Regions from separate parts of the Homo sapiens genome. Here region 1 is linked to region 2. A link is a contact called in ENCODE Hi-C or POLR2A ChIA-PET data. All regions are on one chromosome and are shown on one strand. The core of a region is the stretch at or near the end of the contact, and the rest is flanking DNA. Distances in the headings are between cores, read along the strand shown.

Region 1 (6,431 bases), core at 1,084-3,583, 230 kb before region 2:
ATCCCACTTGCCTGTGAAACTCAGAGGAGCTAGAGCCGGTTACTTTTCTCTAAAACCCCTTCCCTTCTTCATCCACCTGCTCTATTCTCTGTCGAAATGAATGGTACAGTATTTCAGACCAGAAATGAAGAGTCAAACATCCACTTCTAGCAAATGAATTAGAGTTGTCCTTAGGTATTTGTGGGAGATTGGTTCCAGGATCCCATTCGGATACCAAAATCCATGGATGCTCAAGTCCTTGATATAAAATGGTTTAGTATTTGCATGTCACCTGTGCACATGCTCCTATATACTTTCAGTTATGTCTAGATTCCATCACCTAGTATGGTGTATATACTATGTAAATAGTTGTAATACCTAATTGTTTATGGAATAATGACCAAAAAAAGAGTCTGTACATGTTCAGTACACATGTAGCCATCACCCCATGTTTAGGATCCATAGTTGTTTGAATCCATGGATGCGGAATGCATGGATACAGAGCAACAACTGTACTGAGTTCTGAGTTCCAGTTTTTAATCATCTCTGTCCTGGACTAACAATTGCAGCGTTTTCCCATGAATTTTCTTTCTTCTTGCTTTTATCCTTTCTACCTGTTCTACACTCTAATTTCATATGTTTTTTGCAGAAAGCTAATCCTTGTTTCTATGGTTGCATTTCAGTGGCTACTACTTGCCTCAGGGATAGAGCCCAAGCTTCTTAGCATTGTGGTTTATTCTTTTGAATTGTGGATTATTCCTATGCCTAACCTCTTTCCTCTCTCCAGTCATACCAGATTAGTTTGGGCCTCTGTGCTTTTGATGATGTGGTTCCCTGAGACATGGACCTCCTGCAGTCAGCCTCATTCTGGCCAGTCTGTAAGATCACCTCTAGATGTCTCTGACTTGGCCCACTACCATCTCTGTTTCCATAACGATACCAGGAGCAGTTGCTTACATTTGTGTGTTTACATGCACTTTCCCCTCCTCACTAGACTGTACACCCCTCAGTGCTGGGCATCTGTGTGCTTCTGGGTAGTTGTAGAATCAGTGGATGTCATTTTACATGCATTTGGACTCACTGGTTTAACTTTTCTGTCAGTCTTTCTCCATTTCAGTAGTAATATTTTCTGTCAGATCCCACAAGTGTTTTATAAAATATTAATAGTACTAGTGGCATAAGACATATGTAGTGCTGAAATGCAATTTTAGAACCAGAGGTTTGCTTTTTGCAAAGAATATATGGAATTAATGTGTAAAATGGGAAGGATAAAAGCAAGAAACAAGGAAATTAATGAGGAAAAGTTAGTCCAGGAAATAGATGATAAAAACCTGAACTCAGAACTCAGTGAGGTGATCAGGCAGCAATACCTTTAGAACACCAACTCCTTTCTTTTCTAAAATGTAGATTAGTTGGGAAGCAGGTCTGATTTACTTACATCCTTACTAACTTTGAGTTGGCTGTGTACTACGTTCTAGAAAACAGTATGGTCTTAGGAAATAAGTAAGTAGTATTTGGCTTGGAATTACAATTGTTTGCTATTAGGACTTGGGGAGTGATATAGTTTGGATCTATGTCCCTGCCCAAATCTAATGTTGAATTGTAATCCCGAATGTTGGAGGTGGTACCTGGTGGGAGGTGATTGGATCATGGGGGTAGATTTCCACTTTGATGCTGTTCTCATGGTAGTCAGTGAGTTCTCCTGAGATCTGGTTGTTCTAAAAGTGTGTAGCACCTCCCCCCTCACTCTCACTCCTGTTACTGCTCCCACACTGTGTTGCGCCTGCACCCCCTTTGCCTTCCACCATGATTGTAAGTTTCCTGAGGCCTTCCCGGAAGCTTAGCAGATGCCAGCATCATTCTTCCTGTATAGCCTGCAGGACTGTGAGCCAATTAAATCTCTTTTCTTTATAAATTACCCAGTCTCAGGTATTTCCTTATAGCAATGCACGAATGGACTCATTCAGGGAATAAGATACTCCTATTCCCAAAAGAGAACTGTTTCCCATTCTGGATTACCCAGCTTAAGTCCCCTGGCCATTTCAATTATTTAAAAAAAAAAAAATCAGATCTTTTTGAGGCCAAAGTCTGATAATTCTCCATGATCTACTCTAGTACAGTTTGAGGAACTTGGCAGTGTATTCACTTTCACTTGCTGTGTAACAAATTACTGCACCCTTAGCAGCTTAAAACAACACCTGTTTATTAACTCACAGTTTTGTAGGACAGAAATCAGGGCAGCACAGTGTGGCTGGATTCTTACTAGACTGAAACCAAGGTGTTGGCCAGATCTGCAGCTCTCATCTGAGCTTCAGAGTTCTTTTCCAGCTCACTGGTTGTTGGCAGAACTCATTTCCTTGAGTTCGTAGAACTGAGGTCTTTGTTATCTTACTATTCTTCTAGCTGTTGGCAGGGAGCACCGTCACTCCTAGAGGCCACTGGCAGTTCTTTGCTCTCTGTGGCCCTAGTTCACAAATGATGTCTGCTTTTTTTCCAGGCAGCTGGAGCCCGCCGCTCCGCTTCCACTTCTTTGACCAGCCAAAGAAAACCCTCTGCTTTTAGGGACTGGTGTGATTAGGTCAGGCCACCCAGTGTGATCTCCCTTTGGCATGTAGTGTAGATAATTGGATAACAGGTGTAATATCTCACACTCACAGATCTACCCATACTCAAGAGAAGCAGGAGATTTAACATGGATGAGGGTCATTGAGGGTCATTGCACATTTAGGTTTGATTTACACAAAGTTTTTGAACTTAACCTTTCATTAAAGAGGAATACATGAAATTATCTGAAGTTCGAAACATTATCTGGTCCCAAGTATTTTGAATGAGGGATACTCAACCTATATTGACCGATTCTACTATTAATTAGAAATTGGGTATTTCTCAAGCTGACAGTAATTACCAAGAGAGGAAGAAGGAGGGAGGGAGGAAGGGAGAGAGAAAAGTTATAGATATAGGGTGGACATAGGGAGGAAAGAAAATGAAATTTGACTTTATGTGAATGTCCCTCAAATACTAACTGAAGAAATTCATCTGGAGCTCCTTTTCTTTATGTTTGATTAAAAATTAACTGAACTGTATTTCTTAAATTGTGTCAGTTGCCATCTAAGCTGATAGCAAAGGAGAGGACATTTTTCCTACTAAATGTAGAGTTTATTTTTTCTTTTCTCTGCTGAAAAGAAATACGCAGTAGCAGCTGAGAGGAAATCGGAACTCTCATCTGGTTGCCATGGCAATTTAGAGCAGATGAGACTTGTAGTTTCCTCGGTTGTTGAGTTTTTCCTCCCTTTTCTGACAGAGCAAGTGTACATGCAGAATATAGTATGAAGTACATAGCATGATGATAATTTTAGTATTATAGTATGATATTGAAAGAAAAATATTTTTAAGTTTTTTTAAACCACATTTTAAATTTAGAGTAATGATTAGAATTTTCTTTGTAGTGTAAAAATAAATATAGTTCTTTGTGAAAAATATAAGTAGCTAGTGGAATTTTGCTTTCTAAATTAATTTCATTCCCATCACTGAAGTGCTGTGTTTTTCTTTTTTCTCTCCTCCCCTCTTTTTCTCTTTTGCTTTGCTTTGCTCTTTTGTTTTCCTTTCTCTTTCCTTTTTCTTTTTTCTTTCTCCTTTCCTTTTCCTTTGCTTTCCCCTTTCTCCATTGTCCTTTCCCCTTCCCCTTTTCTTTCCCCTTTCCTTTTTCCTTTCCCCTTCCCTTCCCTTTCCCCTTTCCTTTTTCCTTTTCTATTTTCTTCTTTCTTTTTTTCCTGAGACAGGGTCTCACTCTGTCATGCAGGCTGGAGTGCAGTGCTATGATCTTAGCTCATTGCAGACTCGCATGCTCAAGCAGTCCTCTCACATCAGCCTCCTTAGTAGCTGGGACTGTAGATGTGTGCCACCACGCCCAGCTAATTTTTGTAGTTTTTGTGGGTATTGCCAGGTTGCCCAGGCTGGTCTCAGACTCCTGGGCTCAACTGATATACCCACTGTGGCCTCCCCAAAGTGCTGGGATCACCTGTGGGGGCCACTGCACCCGGCCTGAAGTGGTATATTTCTTTATATTTCTTATAGTACATGAAAACATGTTCTTAAATTAGCACCTTGTTTAAACTTTGGACCCTTAGATAAAATTTCAGTCTCCTTTTTAAAGAATTACAGATTAATTTTCACTCTGAATGTAGCTGAGCTTATTGTAAAAGAGACTATGCATATTGATTGCTTAAATCTCTACATAGATATTTGTTTCTTGAAGTCATACATTTTATAACGGTGTAGTGTTGGATATTTAAAATATCTATAGCTGTATTGGGGTTTTCTTTTATTTTTTTAAAAATTTATTGTTGTTTTTGTAGAGATGAGGTCTTGCTGTGTTGCCCAGGCTGGCCTCAAACTCCTGGGCTCAAGCGATCCTCCTGCCTCAGTGTCCCAAATGGCTGGGACTACAGGTGTGCACCACCACACCTGGCTTCTTTTATTTTTTAACAATAGCTTTTTGAAGTATAATTCACATAGCATACAGTTTGCTCATGTAACATATATATTTTAGTGTTTTTTATTATGTTCACAGAATTGTACAACCATCACCACATTAGGACATTTTCATCCCTCCTAACAGATATCCCATATCTACTAGCAGTCAGTCCCCATTTTCCTCCTTTTTTCTCCATTTCCCCAACCCCCGATATGAGCATCCACTGATTTACCCCATCTCTATAAATTTATCTGTTCTAGACATTTGATGGAAAATGGAAGATCATACAACCTGCGGTCTTTTCTGACTGGCATCTGTCACCCAGCATAAGGTTTTGGAGGATCCATCCATGTTGTAGCATATATCAGTACTTCATTTCTCTTTGTTAGTGAATAACATTCCCTTGTAATGATATACCCCATTTTATTTATCAGTTAGGGGACGTTTGGGTTGTTTCTGCTTTTCGTTAAAAATAGTAGTACTTCTCTGAACACTGTGGATGAGATTTTGCTGGATATATGCTTTCATTTCTCTTGGGTATATACTTGGGAGTGGAATTGTTGGGTTATTTGGTAATTTTATGTTTAAACTTTTGAGGAACTGCCAGACCGTTTTCCAAGATGGCTATGCTATATTACCCTTCCCACCAACAATGTTTGAAGATCCTTATTTCTTCATCCTTCCTTAAACTTATTATCTGACTTCTTTTAATAGCCATTCTAGTGGGTATGAAGTGGTGTCAGACTGTAGTTTTGATTTCCATTTCTCTGATTACTAATGATGTTGAGCATCTTTTCATATATTTATTGGTCATGTGTATATCCTCTTTGTAGAAATGTCTTTCCAATCCTTTTTATCCATTGTTAAATTAGTGTGTCTTTTTATTGTTGAGTTGGAAGAGTTCTTTATATATTCTAGATACAAGTCACTTATCACTTATCACTTATGATTTACAAGTACTTCCCCCCATTCTGTGGCCTTTAAATTTTCTTGATGGTGCCCTTTGAAGTACAAAAGTTAAAAATTTTGAAGTCCAATTTAGTTTTTCTTGTATTGCTTATGCTTTTAATGTCACATTTAAGAAACATTGCCTAACCTAAGGTCGTGAAGATTTACTCCTATGTTTTTTTCCTGAGAGTTTTATAGTTTTAGCTCTTTCATGTAAAGCCTGTGTGTGAGAGAGAGGTCCAACTTTATTTATTTTGCATATGAGTATGTATTTGTTGTAGTACCACTGTTGAAAAGACTATTCTTTTACCATTTAATTATTTTGGTATTGTTGTTGAAAATATTTATGGGTCATTTCCACTGCCATTGCTGCTTATATACTTCTGATAATTTTTATATGAAATAGCTTCCTTACGGCTTTCATTAGGATTGATGAAAGTTGTTTTTTTTAATCTGTTGATAGACTTAATGAGTATGTATTTGGTGAGATAACCTGTCATGTCTTGGTCTTCTACAGTGTTGTAATTTAACCAGGCTTTGCAGTACTCTAGAAGCCATCAGAAACCACTTTAAAGAAGCCAGCCTTGGCCAGGCCCAGTGGCACACACCTGTAGTCCTAGCTACCCACCAGGCTGAGGCAGGAGGATTCTTTGAGCCCAGGAGTTCAAGATTGCAGTGAGCTGTGGATGCACCACTGCACTCCACCCTGGGCAACAGAGCGAGACCCTGTCTCAAAATGAAAATAAAATAATCCAGCCCTAAGACAGTATGGCTTGGCTTTCTCTTCTCTATTTCTGCCCTAGGAGAAATTTACCTTGATTTTCCTATGTGGTAGACAGTAACAAGGATGGAGGGATGAAAAAGAATTGGCGGTTACATTGAACTGAGACTTTCTGTGATGAACTGAGTGATTTGAGTATTGGTGATAATTAGTATGAAGTAGGTCATTAGAAGTCCTAGGAAAGATAATCATCACTTATGGCCAGGAATCTCTCAACGTGAGGCTGAAATGCCCCTCAGTACAGGTTGG
Region 2 (6,223 bases), core at 100-2,599:
GAGATACTGAGTAATAGAACTTTCTCCTTTTAGGCTGAGTTATGAACTTCGGTTTGGTTTCTTTCTGCAATCCCTGCAGGGCCATAAATTCTTGGCCCTTAAGACTGGGTGGCCCATAACAGACTCAGTGATACCATCAGTAACCACAATTCACACTGGAGTCAAGTTATCTGATTCCCACACCAGTTGGAGAACTGGAGATTCCTTAGAACTTTTAACTGTCATGTTTTCAAAGTTGACATGGAAAATTTTACATGAAGCTTAAAAATACAACTAATCTGTGGTGATAGAGACGAGAAGAGTTAAGCTCTAAAATTAGAAGAGCAGTTCGTTTTGAGGCAGCACTGATTGGGAGGGAGCATGGAGTATATAATTACACATTTCTATGTAATGTAAAAATGTATAGATTTAAGATTTATGCATTTTATGTAAATTTTACTACAATAAAACGAAAATGAAAGAAGACAGATCATAGTTTAATCAAATATTGTGTACAAAGTAATTTCTGTTAAACATTTATATTTTTATGTGTATATGTATCTTTTACATGTATGTGTTAAGGATATGCATTAAAATGGTAATAACTTCCTCTGCCTGTTGGGATAATGGAGAGTTTTGTTACTTTTTGTCTTTTTTTAAAACATGTTCTTCAATAATAATGTATTGCTTTTGTAATTATGAAAAACAAAAGTTATTTTGTAAATCTTTGTTACTGATAAGAGATGGGTATTCTGTTAACTACTCAATTCTCATGTAGGAAAACAAAATAAATAATGTCTATTTGATAAATCGAGAAACAGAAGCATTACTTAGAAATCTGAGTTACCTCTAAAATAATGACTGGCATTTGAAGTTGAGGATGGGTCTTGAGTTCCTGTGATTTTAAGCTCTTGGATATGAGGGTTGGGTGAGTTCCTCTTTTTCTCTTTTAAAATATATGTATGTTTAACTTTGCTAAATAAAATTTAAAAGATGCAATGTATCTCAGTGCAATTTTTAAAAATTTATTTTCATCCAGGTTACTCTACCCTTTCCCTTTGTCATTCAGCAGGCAGAACAAGGAAAAATTAAACTTCTAACTGAAAGGAACTTTGAATAGCAATCAATATCAAATTAGAGACAAAATATAAATATTGCTCAATATAAAATGAGGGTTTTTCTTAATTGAGGGGACAGAAATACAGCTTCTCAGTTATCATAAATTGCATCTTTTTTGGGGAGGGCCTTTTTGGCTTGCATCCATTACCAATTATATATCTTTCACTACTGTGGGAACTGCATTATGGAAACAGCTAAAGCTTGTGTATTTAGCGCCCTCTAGTGCATTATCTTATAACTGATAATACTCCAAACAGCTAGAAAAAATGTAAATCTCAGTCCACCTCCCCTCTTTGCACCTACATGTTTCCTAGCCATGAGACATTAGGCTGTGACCTCACAGTAGTTCTTTAATCTCTAGGCTTCAATTTTCTCATTTGTAAAATGAGGACGATAATAAATACTAGATAGGGTCCTGAGAACTAACTGAATGGTCTATGCTTGTGACATGAATGCCTGGCACATAGTAGAAGCTCGATTAGTGCTAGCTACTCTAACATATAAATAGATCGAGTCAGTACTAACATGATTAAAGACAAGTAATCTTGACTCAGATGTCAGAATCTGCTAGTAGGAAAGTGGAAAATGTTAAAGAGGAACCAAAAAATAAAGAATGAAGGCCTGGGTTTGATACTCATCTTTGGTTCCCTTTTGAGTCAATTGATGCCAATTCTGAAGTCTGGGAACATGTTAAATTCCTTTGCATCCTTCACAGTGCATATAATTGCACACTGTCAACAAATATTTGTGTTAATATTCAAGCTAAATGGTTAGCAAACAAGATGAAGAATGACAGAAAATAATAATTAGTATAAAAATTTGTATTTGGATTCAACTTTCTGTTATTTGAGGCAGAAGCCAAATGCCATTTTTTGGATTGTAGCTTCGGAACAGGCTGTGGACAAGATTTGTGTTACCCGTGTGCAAATGAGCAGCATAATTATACTGTGTGTTTCATATGTTCGCTATGTGACTTTTGTGACTCATTACTGACAACGACAATAGTAGGTTCTAGAATCCTGCCGTCATCCATTCTCACCCATTTTCAGCATTGCATAGGCTATACAGCTAAAATTTACTTCCTCAGACACATTCCAAGAGATACCTTCTCTCCACATAGTCTACATGACCATCTATAGTTCTTTTCCTGCACTGACAGACATAGACTTTGGTACTTAATACCAGTACTTCTTGGGCTCTCCAAGAACCCAGTTGCTTGAGGAAAGCATTGGGTGCTTCTCACCCTGAGTCCCTGGAATCTTTGGTTGGGCCTGTATATAATAAATGTCCCCATTGCTTATTTTTCTTGTGTGCTTTATATTAGACATGTCACAGTGTTGTCTCTCCTTCCCTTCCATTGCCTCAGTGCTAAACCAGACCAATTTTCTCATGAAAGGTACATGATACAGGTAACCATGCATTGTGCCTCTATTAATGCTTATACATTATGCTAAGCATTTTACATCCACTACTTCTTTCACAACCACATCCAGTAATAGAGTATTCCCATTTTCCAGAGGGGAGAATTGCCCTAGTTCACACAGATAAATGGCAGAGCCAGACTTCCAACCCAAGTCTGCCTCTAGAATCTGTGGATTCAACACTGCATCAGAAACTCCAAAGGGAAAATTTTGAGTTGTCTGTCTCCAGAAATTCCTGCAAGGAAAATCATGAAGCTCCCTTTAGGCACTAAGCCATAAGTTCTGAGGCTTCATCCTTTTCAAGAAAACCCACCTACCTAGCCCTGATAATTATTAGAACTGCGATGACTCACATTTACTTGGCACCTCACAGTTTTCAAAGGTTGGCCCATGGGGTATCTCATTTTATTTTCCAGAAAATCTTTTGCGTTCATCATCAACTGAGTGTCCAAGCTGGTGAAGCAAGTTCTTTTCTGGCAGAAGATTGCAGCTCCTATTATTTACCCCCCAGGGGATAAACTGCAAATCCCAGGCCTTACAGCTGGGAACACAGAGCTAGCTGTGCAAGCATATAAAAAACCTTGACAAAGCAGGAGGGGGGTTCACATACTGGCTATCCTCATTACAGTGCATTGGGCAAGGAGCTCTCCCACTGGAAGCTGTATCACAGAACCACAGGCACTGCCTTGGCGGGCAAAACCACATTCAGCAGTTCTTCAATCAGCCAGGGCCTTCCCTGCCCGTGTGCTCATTCATTTATGCTACGCATGTGGTCTCTTATAATTGCTTTTCCTCTCCTTAACTCTCTTTTCATACCCCAGCCCCTACCCCCAACTCCCTCTTGTCCTTAAAAGCTTCTTCCTGCTTTACACCTTAACCTCTTTGTAGGATCCCAGTAAATGCCAAGGCTTGTGGGGGTGGAAGATTATAAATCAAAGCCACAGACACAGACATGGGGGAGGAGCCACCCAGGGGGTGGAAGGGCCACAACTTCAAAACAAATGAGCCTCTTTCATCCCAGTGGGATTTTTGTTTTTTAAGGTCTGCAGTTCCGGTGGGGCATTAAATCAGAAGCTATGGTTTCTGGGATTTATAGGAAGAACAACAACTAGAGAGTTGTCCATATGTGTTCCCTGAGTTTCAGCAAAACTTGGGGGCCTAGAGAAGTCCTGTTATTTTTAAAAAAGTGTCGTTTCTCCGTTAACAAAATAGGTTTCACATTTTAAAAGCAGCTTAAAGCATAGCATCAACCATTCTTCCTCCACAATTGAGAAGTTCCATTAAATGATAGAAGGGGTCAGATTTGAGATATCTGACTAAATATTATTTAAGAAAAGTTAAATTTTGTCAGTTCTCAATTATCTGTGCTAGTGGAGGGGATCCAGGGACAGAATTCCACTGGGACTTTAATTCACTTGTTGATTTGCATTTGGCATTATGAGGCATTTTAGTAATGAACACTTTAATATGGGTGTGCCTGCAGTTCTGGAAATTTACAACTGTTTATAGCAAATAACAAAGCTACTCAGTGAAGATGCTGACAGGGCTGGAATGCTGTCAAATGACTTTTCCAGCCTCTGGACCAACTCTGTTTACTGAGGCCTGGAAACAAAATAGGCTTTGGCTTCAGACAGGAACGTTTAAATCCTTAGACTCACATTATCAAGTAGTTTAGGAAAAAAAAAAAAATCCTGATGCTGCTGTGTAATTTTTCAGATTCTTCATTTGAAAAATGGGAAAAAGAAGTAATATCACGTACCTTGACCATGGTATCAGAGAATGACCTCAGAAGTTGTGAGGGAATTCTCAGACAAAACTTTGAAATATAATCCAGGATTCAATCAGGTATTATTTTAATCTTTAAGTAGTCTTGATGGGTTGCAAACTTTCATGAATAGAGGAGAGCTGCTAAGTACTTGGGTTAAGAGGGCTTGAGACCAACTCCGGTATAAATTGTGACATTCTGTCTATATAGTATAAAGGACGCTCAGCATAACCCAAGAAGGTCACAGACCAGAATCACTGGCTGAAACCTCTGGCAGTGACCAACCTCAACTCAAAAGGTAAGTATATTTTGTGTTCCTAAGAATCCAGAAAGTTCAAAATTTCTATTAAGAAGTTGCTGCTGGCCAGGCACAGGGGCTAACACCTATAATCCCATCTCTACAAAAAATACAAAGAAGCCAGGCATAGTGACAGGCACCTATAGTCCCAGCTACTGGGGAGGCTGAGGCAGGAGGACTGCTTGATCCCAGGAGGCAGAGGTTGCAGTGAACCAAGATTGTGCCACTGCACTCCAGGCCCAGAGCAAGACCCTGCCTTTAAAAAAAGAAAGAAAAAAAAAGTTACTGCTTGCTAGAAGACCTGAGACCTTCCCATAGCCACATGAATGGGTATGGAAGTAAATTTGCCTCCAGGAGAGCCTTCAGATGAAAAGGTGGAAGCCCAACACCTTGATTACAGCCTTGTGAGAGAACCTAAATTAAAGGCACCTAGCTAAGCTGTACCCGAGATTCCTGACCCAAAGAAATTGTGAGATAATAAATGTTGTTTAAAGCTGCTTTTAAAAAAAGAAGTTTCTGCTCTACGGTTTATCTTCAGTCAACTTATTCTGTGTGTTAATACGTGAGCCATTATAACTCTCAATACATTTGAATTTGCACTAAGTGGCAGATGTGGCCTTGAGTTCTCCACACTGCCCAAGAAGCCAGATGGCAAGAAGGCTCATTTAGGCAGCCCTCCTACACAAAACTCTGCACCACATGCACAAATTCTGAATTGTGTCTGTAGGAGGAGGGGGTGGTTAGAATCGGGCAGAAAGAGCCAGAAACCAAGTGCCCAAGCATTCATGATCTGCTGAAAATACCAAGTGAATTTCTGCAGTTTCCTTACCATCCATATTATATAACATGCCCTGGATTAAGGACTCATTCTTCATCACTGAGGTAGAATTGGGTCCTTGTGCCCATAAACAAAAGAAAGCTTGGCTAATGCAATTGTACATTCTTTCCAAAGAACACATTTGTTTTCAGATGAGGAAGTCAGAGCACTGTTGTGCTAAATGTTTAGATCTGGTATTACTTAGGATAGGGGTTGGACAACTGTAACAAACAGATGCCAAAATTGAGTAGCAGTTCAGTAATGTCAGGGGCCTGCTTTCCTTCTCTTGGTGCTGCCACCCTCAATACATGGCTTCTATTTCACTGTTTAAGATAGCTGCTCCAGCTCCCACCCTCACATCTGTGTTCCAGCAGAAAGGGAGAAAATGAAGACACTGTCCTCACTTTTAAGGATAACAATCTGGGCCAGGCACGGTGGTTCATGCCTATAATCCCAGCACTTTGGGAGGCTGAGGTGGGCAGATCGCTTGAGTTCAGGAGTTTGAGACCAGCCTGGGCAACAGGGTGAAACCCTGTCTCTACAAAAATAACCCAGGTGTGGTGGTGTGCGCCTGTAGTCCCAGCTACATGGGGGGCTAAGGCAGTAGAATTGCTTGAGCCTAGGAGACTGAGGCTGCAGTGAGCCATGTTCTTGTCACCGCACTCCAGCCTGGGTGACAAAGTGAGACCATGTCTCAAAAAAAAAAAAAAAAAAGAATCTGGATGTTGCATACATCACTTTTACTCCCATCTATGACCATATCTGGCTGCAAGGGAGGCTTGGAAACTGGATGACTCTGTATTCAGCTAAAAATTCCATTATAT

The links. Hi-C counts contacts between places; a loop is a spot of excess contacts on that map. ChIA-PET counts read pairs that join two places held with the same protein, here RNA polymerase II (POLR2A). Pooled maps may share reads with other maps.
Region 1: a loop to region 2 is called in a pooled map, with 2.4 times the contacts of the local background. The contact joins two enhancer-like sites. A Hi-C loop is called at or near these places in 3 of 50 pooled maps. POLR2A ChIA-PET finds 5 or more read pairs at or near these places in 3 of 52 experiments (HCT116, Panc1 and SK-N-SH).

Annotation. Positions count from the first base shown.
Region 1 is chr7:105,206,858-105,213,288 of GRCh38, reverse strand. All of the region lies in intron 2 of SRPK2 (SRSF protein kinase 2), which reads left to right. Among named protein-coding and RNA genes, the nearest start is that of SRPK2, 180 kb to the left of the region's middle. Within about 2 kb of position 2,333, at least 10 of the 41 ENCODE cell types and tissues checked have a DNase peak (open chromatin) inside an H3K27ac peak, as active enhancers do.
Region 2 is chr7:104,976,502-104,982,724 of GRCh38, reverse strand. LINC01004 (long intergenic non-protein coding RNA 1004) reads left to right here. Exons shown (of 1, transcript NR_039981.2): 1 at 1-978. Among named protein-coding and RNA genes, the nearest start is that of LINC01004, 12 kb to the left of the region's middle. Within about 2 kb of position 1,349, at least 3 of the 41 ENCODE cell types and tissues checked have a DNase peak (open chromatin) inside an H3K27ac peak, as active enhancers do.